2 separate regions of the Homo sapiens genome follow, and region 2 is linked to region 1. The links are chromatin contacts, found by Hi-C or POLR2A ChIA-PET in ENCODE. All regions are on one chromosome and are shown on one strand. Each heading gives the region's core, a stretch centred on a gene start or an enhancer-like site at or near the end of the contact. The rest is flanking DNA. Distances are from core to core; before and after follow the strand shown. Region 1 overlaps REV3L (REV3 like, DNA directed polymerase zeta catalytic subunit). Region 2 overlaps REV3L (REV3 like, DNA directed polymerase zeta catalytic subunit).

Region 1 (3,697 bases), core at 437-2,936:
CATTTAATTCCTAAGATTAACTTTCATTTACAATGGAATCCTATTAAAATCTACATAAGCTACCCAATTACCAAAGAATGTCTCTTACATGAACTATAAACACGTTTTCAAAGTACTTAGACTATATTCTCATATGCCAATCATAAAAAAGTTACTCTTTTTCGTATTCCAGAAGAGAAAAGCAACCTGCTGAAGCCACAGCAGAAAAACATAAATTGTGAAGATTTCATGGACATTTGTTAGTTCCCCAAATTAATACTTTCATAATTTCTTATGCCTGTCTTTACTGCAATCTCTGAACATGAATTGTGAAGATTTCATGAACATTTATCACTTCCCCAATCAATACTCTTATAATTTCCTATGCCTGTCTTTAATCTTTTAATTCCGTCATCTCCGTAAGCTGAGGATGTATATCGCCTCAGGACCCTGTGGTGATTGCGTTATCTGCACAAATTGTTTGTAAAGCATGTGTGTTTGAACAATATGAAATCTGAGCACCTTGAAAAGAACAGGATAACAGCGATTTGCAGGGAATAAGGGAGATAACCATAAAATCTGACTGCCTGCAGGGCCTGGCAGAACAGAGTCATATTTCTCTTCTTTCAGAAAGCGAATAGGAGAAATATCGCTGAATTCTTTTCTCAGCAAGGAATAACCCCGGGAAAACGAATGCATTCTCAGGGGTAGGTCTCTAAAATGGCCACTCTGGGAGTGTCTGTCTTATGCAGTTGTAGACACGGGATGAAATATGCCCTGGCCTCCTGCAGCACCCCCAGGCTTGCTAGGATTAGGAAATTCCAGCCTGGCGAATTCTAGTCAGACTGGTTGTCTGATCACGAACCCTGTTTCCTGTTAAGATGTTTATCAATGACAATGTGTGCCCAGCACGACATGGACCTTCATCAGTAATTCTAGTTTCACCCTGGCCTTGTGATCTCACTCTGCCTCTTTGCTGTTGTGATATTTTACTGCCTTTGAAGCATGTGACCCACTCCCTATTCGTACACCCCTCCCCTTTTGAAACCCCTAATAAAAACTTGCTGGTTTTGTGGCTCAAGGGGCATCAAGGAACCTGCCAACATGTGATGTCACCCCCAGAGACCCAGCTGTAAAATTTCAAAAAAAAAAAAAATCAAATAATGTGAATTTGAAAGTAGTGGTGCAGACCAGTGGTTCTTAACCCTGGCTAACAATGAGCTTAAAAATAAACAAGTGCCCCATCCCAGACCCATAATGAGTCAGAATCTCCAGGCATGAAAGCCTAAGAATCTGTACTTCTTAAGGCTTCCCAGATGATTTGGATGTATAATAAGATCTGATCTTAAGGAAAATAATAAATCATAAGGCAATTTTTAAAAAGAGAAGCACTATAATGTTTTACACAATGATCAATTTTTAAAAATACTTTAAAGTCTCAAGTTGCATATATAGTTAAAAAAAAGGTTATAAAACATGAAGAACATAAAAAAATTAAAAAGGATGCCAATGAAGACTCCAAAGGTTAAGAAAATGCAGGCCGACTTTCACCTGAATAGTGTAGACAAGTGATTTTAAAAAAGCCATACCAAATGGCAACAACTACTCTGGATTGTCTTTTAAGAGAAATCAAATACGCTCTAGTGAATTCTTTGATCTATATTTATCAAAGGGTTTCAGTTTCAGAGATGGCTCACAGGCCAGTGAAGTTTTGTTCTTTGCCCCAGTTATCTTCCAGTTAACCGAAGGGCACACTTTTTCTAAGTAGACTGGTTACTGTATCCAATATTATGATATTGTCACAAGCAGACTGCTTACAAACATGTGCTTCAGTATGCTCCATGAAGACTGAGTATGCTGTTCTATGATGAAGCCTTTGCTAATTAGATCTCTGCCAAGAGACTCAAATCTATTCCCAAATATAGAATTTCTGTATTACAGCTCTATGAATTGCAGTTACATTCAGGTGCCAGGACAAACTGATAAATATTTAAGCTCTTTCTGTGCTTGTCTGATAAATAAGCCAGGATGGAATTACTTGACTCACTAAATTTAACTCAGTGTTTAGTTTCAAGATCCTTTACTGGTTTAAACCCTGAGCATTATAGCTTGATTCAGGCTTACATTTAAAACTTTAGTGCCCCAACCCGGACATCTACTTTGTAGCACATAGGGAGGCAGGCACTTAAAAAATATCTGCTTTAATCTTTATTCTTTTTACTATCCTTTGGCTTTCTTGTTCAAAAAAAATTTAGTCAAGGCTGGGCACAGTGGCTCATGCCTGTAATCCTAGTACTCTGGGAGGCAGAGGCAGGTGGATCACCTGAGGTCAGGAGTTTGAGACCACCTGGCCAACATGGTGAAACTGTCTCCACTAAAAATACGAAAATTAGCTGGGCGTGGTGGTGCATGCCTGTAATCCCAGCTACTCGGGAGGCTGAGGCAGGAGAATTGCTTGAACCTGGAAGGCAGAGGTTGCAGTGAGCCAAGATTGCACCAACTACACTCCAGCCTGGGCAACAGTGAGACTCCGTCTCAAAAAAAATTTTTCAGTCAGATGCTTGCTTCATTTGCTTTCATTCTTTCATGTTTATGATTAACAGTGTTAAGGTGATGAATTTTTCTCTGAGGTCTGCCATCTAGAATCTGATTTGCAGTGTTTTCATTTTGTTTAACAGAATTTACAAGTGGAAGGATCACTTTTTTTTTTAGTTTGTAATTAATTACCATTTTATAGCATTGTATTACATTCATTTGTAATATTTCTACTTTTTGAAATGTACTGAGGCTTTCTTTTCTTTCTTTTTTTTTTTTTTTTTGAGATGAGAGAGAGCGTCTCATTCTGTTGCCCAGGCTGGAGTGCAGTGGCATGATCTCAGTTCACTGCAACCTCTGCCTCCTAGGTTCAAGTGATTCTCCTGCCTCAGCCTCCTTAGTAGCTGGGATTGCGGGTGCCCGCCACCATGCCTGGCTAATTTTAAATTTTAATTTTTATTATTTTATTTTTAATTTATTATTTTTGAAATGGAGTCTCACTCTGTTGCCCAGGCTGGAGTGCAGTGGCACAATCTCAGCTCACTGTAACCTCTGCCTCCCTGGCTCAAGCGATTGTCCTACCTCAGCCTCCCAAGTAGCTGGGATTATAGGTGCCTGCCACCATACCCTGCTAATTTTTGTATTTTTAGTAGAGATGGGGTTTTGCCATGTTGGCCAGGCTGGTCTCAAACTCCTGCCCTCAAGTGATCCTCCTGCCTCAGCCTCCCAAAGTGCTGGGATTATAGGCGTGAGCCATGATCCCCAGCCGAGGCTTTTTTTTTTTTTTTTTAACAGACTATGACTTTTTTTTTTTTTTTTTTTTTTTTTTTTTTTTTTTTAAGATGGAGTCTTGCTCTGTCACCCAGGCTGGAGTTCAGTGGTGTGATCTCGGCTCACTGCAGCCTCTGCCTCCTGGGTTCAAGTGATTTTCCTGCCTCAGCCTCCTGAGTAGTTGGGAGTACAAGGCTCATGCCACCATGCCTGGCTAATTTTTGTATTTTTTAGTAGAGCTGGGGTTTCTCCATGTTGGCCAAACGTTTCAAACTCCTGACCCCAGGTGATCTACCTGCCTTGGCCTCCCAAAGTGTTGGGATTACAGGCATGAGTCACCACACCTGGCCAGATATTTTTAAAACATTCTAGAAACACTTAAGAAGTATATTTTTTGGTACTGGGTTACAGA
Region 2 (3,697 bases), core at 855-3,354, 100 kb after region 1:
ATTCTGAAAATCCTAGGGCCCTTAAGAATTATGCTAAATCTACTCTGCCTGTGTTCTATAAGTGGATCAAAAAAGCATGGATGACAGTATAACAGTTGCAGCATGGTTGACTGAATATTTTAAGCCCATTTTTGAGAACTACTGCTCAGAAAAAAGATTCCTTTCAAACTATTTCTGCTCACTAACAATGCACCTGGTCACCCAACAGGTCTGATGGAGATGTACAAGACGACTAATGTTGGTTCCCTGCCTGCTAACACAACATCCGTTCTGCAGCCCATGGGTCAAAGAGTAATTTCAACTTTCAAGTCTTATTATTTAAGAAGTGCATTTCATAAGGCTATAGCTGTCACTGACAGTGATTCCACTGATGGATCTGGGCAAAATATATTGAAAACCTTCCAGAAAGGATTCACCATTCAAGATGCTCTAGGCTGCTCTGGTCTGTAACTTTCCATTCCAACAGTAAAAAATCTGGGATCTCCTACTTTTCACCTCAGAAAGCTACAAATGTAAAAGGAAAAATAAATTTGTTTTGAGAGGAAATCACTTATTCAAATAGCCATGTTATTCTGTTTTGTTCATAATATCAACGGCTCTATAAATAAAGAACTTTAAAGAAATAGCAAATTCACCCAGAGAAAGCTCTGCCTGCAATATTTTTCAGGTCATGTCACACAAAGAAAAATAACAATGCTTGCACAGCCCACTGAGATAAAATGGACAAGGATGTTCAGTGGTGGAGGTGATGGCTCAAGGGACTTAGGAATCCGTCTGGAATGCTGAGAGACCAACACGTCCACTAACCTACAGCTATTCACACCATCAGGGAAGTGCTGGACTAAAGTAACAAGGCTCTAACAACTCCAGGGATTTCTAGAATTGTGTATCATATACTATTCCTAAAATATAAAAAGTAACATTAAGGTCTGAGGTTAAAAAAAAAAAAGAATCACAATACATATCAATTGCTAAGCAGTGTAAAGGGTTCACTTTTGCAGTGGTCTAGAACTAAACCCACAATACCTTTTAGGTAGCCTGTATACTAAAAACCATCAAACTGTCCTCTTTAAACGGATATAAATTATAACTCAATAAAGCTGTTACCAAAAAAAATTTTTTCTGAGATGCTTTTCCTGACAATCTCTAATCCCACTTTGCATGTATTTCTTTTCATTCTTTAGTCACTCAACATTTATTTTCTAAATATATATTATTTTATAAATCACTGACTATATAACACTTGTTTCAAAACTTTAATTTGACAAAAATTTAATTTGACTGAAAATTAACCTTACTTTTCCTTCTTGCTTTTCGGAACTTGACAGCAGCCAGATTTATTAAATTCATGCCATAAAGATTGTAGTCAATGAAGAGCTGTAGGAGGTAGGGAATATGCGCTTCATGAGGCTGGTAAAATTTATTCATTATGGCTCCGCTTTGCAAAAGTTCACATATCCTAAATTAGAAAAAAAAAGTTTTATCATAAAATTATGTTCCCTAAAATGTTAAATGAAACAATGATTATAGAAATATACAGAACAAAGCACTTATTAGCACACAAAATTTCCATCTCAATTTTACCGGAAATTTGTATTTTGTTAGAAATTAAAAGTTTCAATCAAGTTTTCAAGTAAGCAACATGTTCTGAATAACAAAAAACTGCATGGATGAAGAATATTTTGTCTTAAACCAATTTGATACTAACTATATTTAAAAATTAAAAGGTTTTTAAAATAAAATTTTTCTTTTAAAAATAACAAATAATTTTGAAAAGATTAATATTCAAAAAAGGAAAAGAAATCATTACTTATAATCCCACCACTCAGAGGTATTGCCATTTTGATATTTTTCTTTCCTGAGTATTTTTTTTCCCTTCATGATGACGAATACAAACAACAGACAATTATATACAGCATAGTTAAGTACTATGTGGGGAAATACATTAAACATCTAGAAAAGATACTAAACAGATAGAGGTACAGAGGTGGTTTCTGCAAAACCTTAGAGAAACTCTCTAAGCAAGAGACTAAATGATGAACTAGAGGCACTTTTTTCTCTGAAGAGAGGGAAGAGTATTCACGTAAATAAAACTGCACATGTAAAGGGTCACGAGAAAACACGGCTTATTCAGGAACTGAAACCACTGAGTAAGACTGTGACCTAGTGTCAGAGGCAGGGATAGAGAAGTAATGAGAAGTAAGAGCATGAAGAGCCTGTTAAGACATTTGAAGAGGTAGTGAAATTTGTCTGAGAGGTGAATAGCAGAAAAGTGACATCACCAGACTAGCTATAGAACACAGAAGACTACAGGTAAGGAGTAAATAGGCTGTTGTGGAAAAACTAAGGATGGTGGCTATAACAAGGATCATAGAAATGTACTGATTCAGGAGACATATAAGGGGTGAAATGATCAGGCCTTGATGACTAACTAGATGTGAAGGGTGAGACAGAAAAGGGGCTGAGGGTGATGCCTAGATTTCTTGCTTAAGCAGCTGGTTAGTGGTGGTGCAATTATTTGAAAGGGGAAGAACTGTAAGAAAAATTGGTTTGGGATTTTTTGGAAGGGGAATAAGGATAAACTCAATTTAGACACAAGGGCATTTAGGTATAGTGGGGATCCAATAATAATATTGGAAATGAATCATAAAGAAAATAATAATCATTTTATTAACACAGCAGAGGTAACTAACATTTCTGAGCACTATATATTGGATACTGTGCTAACGTACTTTATTACAAGTAATGTTTATTACAAGTCTGTGGTACGATCATCTCCATTTTATAAATAAAGAAATTATCTTAGATTTAAAAATCACACAAAAGATAGAAGAGCTCTGAGGTGGGAGGACCACCTGAGCCCAGGAGTTCCAGGTTACAGTGAGGTATGATGGCGCCACTGCATGCCATCCTGGGCAACAGAGCAAGATCCTGTGTCTTAAAAAAACAAAGGGGCTAAAATTCAAATCAAAATTTCTCTGCCTTGTGAGCCCTCACTCTTAACCACTCGGCTATTCCATCTATCCAGTAGATGGTTTGATATATTGTTTAGAAGCTCTAGAGAGAAATGAGGCTATTCATATACATTTGGAAGTCAAAAGCATAAAGATAAACAAAAACAAAAGTTAAAACCAAACAAACCCATGGGAGTAAATAAGTCTGTAGAGGGAACAGAAAATATACAGAGTAAAGATGAAAGTCTAAGGCAGAATTCTAAGAAACAACCATAGATGTTAAAATGTAAACCAACAAAATGGCAGAAATATGATTGATCACACTGGAATGAGAAAAACTAGAGGTGGTATATATCACAGAAGCTAACATTTAGGATTGTTTTAAGGCACCATAAGCATCACCATGAGGTCAAAAAGTAAGGACCTAAAATTGGATTTAGCAACACAGAGGTCATTAGTGAAAGCAATTTTCAGTAAAATGGTTGGGGTAGAAGCCATATTGTAGTAAGTTAAAGAGTGAATGGGAAAGCCGAGCACAGTGGCTTGTGCTTGTAATCCCAGCACTTTGGGAGGCTGAGGCAGGTGGATCACTTGAGGTCAGGGGTTCTAGACCAGCCTGGCCAACATGGAGAAACCCTGTCCTTACTAAAAATACAAAAAAATTAGTCAGACGTGGTGGTGGTGCCTGTAATCCTAACTACTCAGGAGGCTGAGGCAGGAGAATTGCATGAACCCCGGAGGAT

The links. Hi-C counts contacts between places; a loop is a spot of excess contacts on that map. ChIA-PET counts read pairs that join two places held with the same protein, here RNA polymerase II (POLR2A). Pooled maps may share reads with other maps.
Region 2: a map of GM18951 shows a loop between it and region 1 (3-fold over the local background). The contact joins two enhancer-like sites. A Hi-C loop is called at or near these places in 1 of 168 maps with a recorded cell type or tissue (GM18951), 2 of 37 single-sample maps with no recorded cell type and 4 of 50 pooled maps. POLR2A ChIA-PET finds 5 or more read pairs at or near these places in 5 of 52 experiments (AG04450, BJ, OCI-LY7 and 2 more).

What each region holds. Positions count from the first base shown.
Region 1 is chr6:111,300,385-111,304,081 of GRCh38, forward strand. The region is part of intron 31 of REV3L (REV3 like, DNA directed polymerase zeta catalytic subunit); the gene reads right to left. Among named protein-coding and RNA genes, the nearest start is that of SLC60A2, 43 kb to the left of the region's middle. Within about 2 kb of position 1,687, at least 2 of the 41 ENCODE cell types and tissues checked have a DNase peak (open chromatin) inside an H3K27ac peak, as active enhancers do; they include OCI-LY7, where a contact is called at or near this core.
Region 2 is chr6:111,404,172-111,407,868 of GRCh38, forward strand. It overlaps REV3L (REV3 like, DNA directed polymerase zeta catalytic subunit), which reads right to left. Exons shown (of 32, transcript NM_001372078.1): 4 at 1,299-1,459. Among named protein-coding and RNA genes, the nearest start is that of REV3L, 77 kb to the right of the region's middle. Within about 2 kb of position 2,105, at least 3 of the 41 ENCODE cell types and tissues checked have a DNase peak (open chromatin) inside an H3K27ac peak, as active enhancers do; they include OCI-LY7, where a contact is called at or near this core.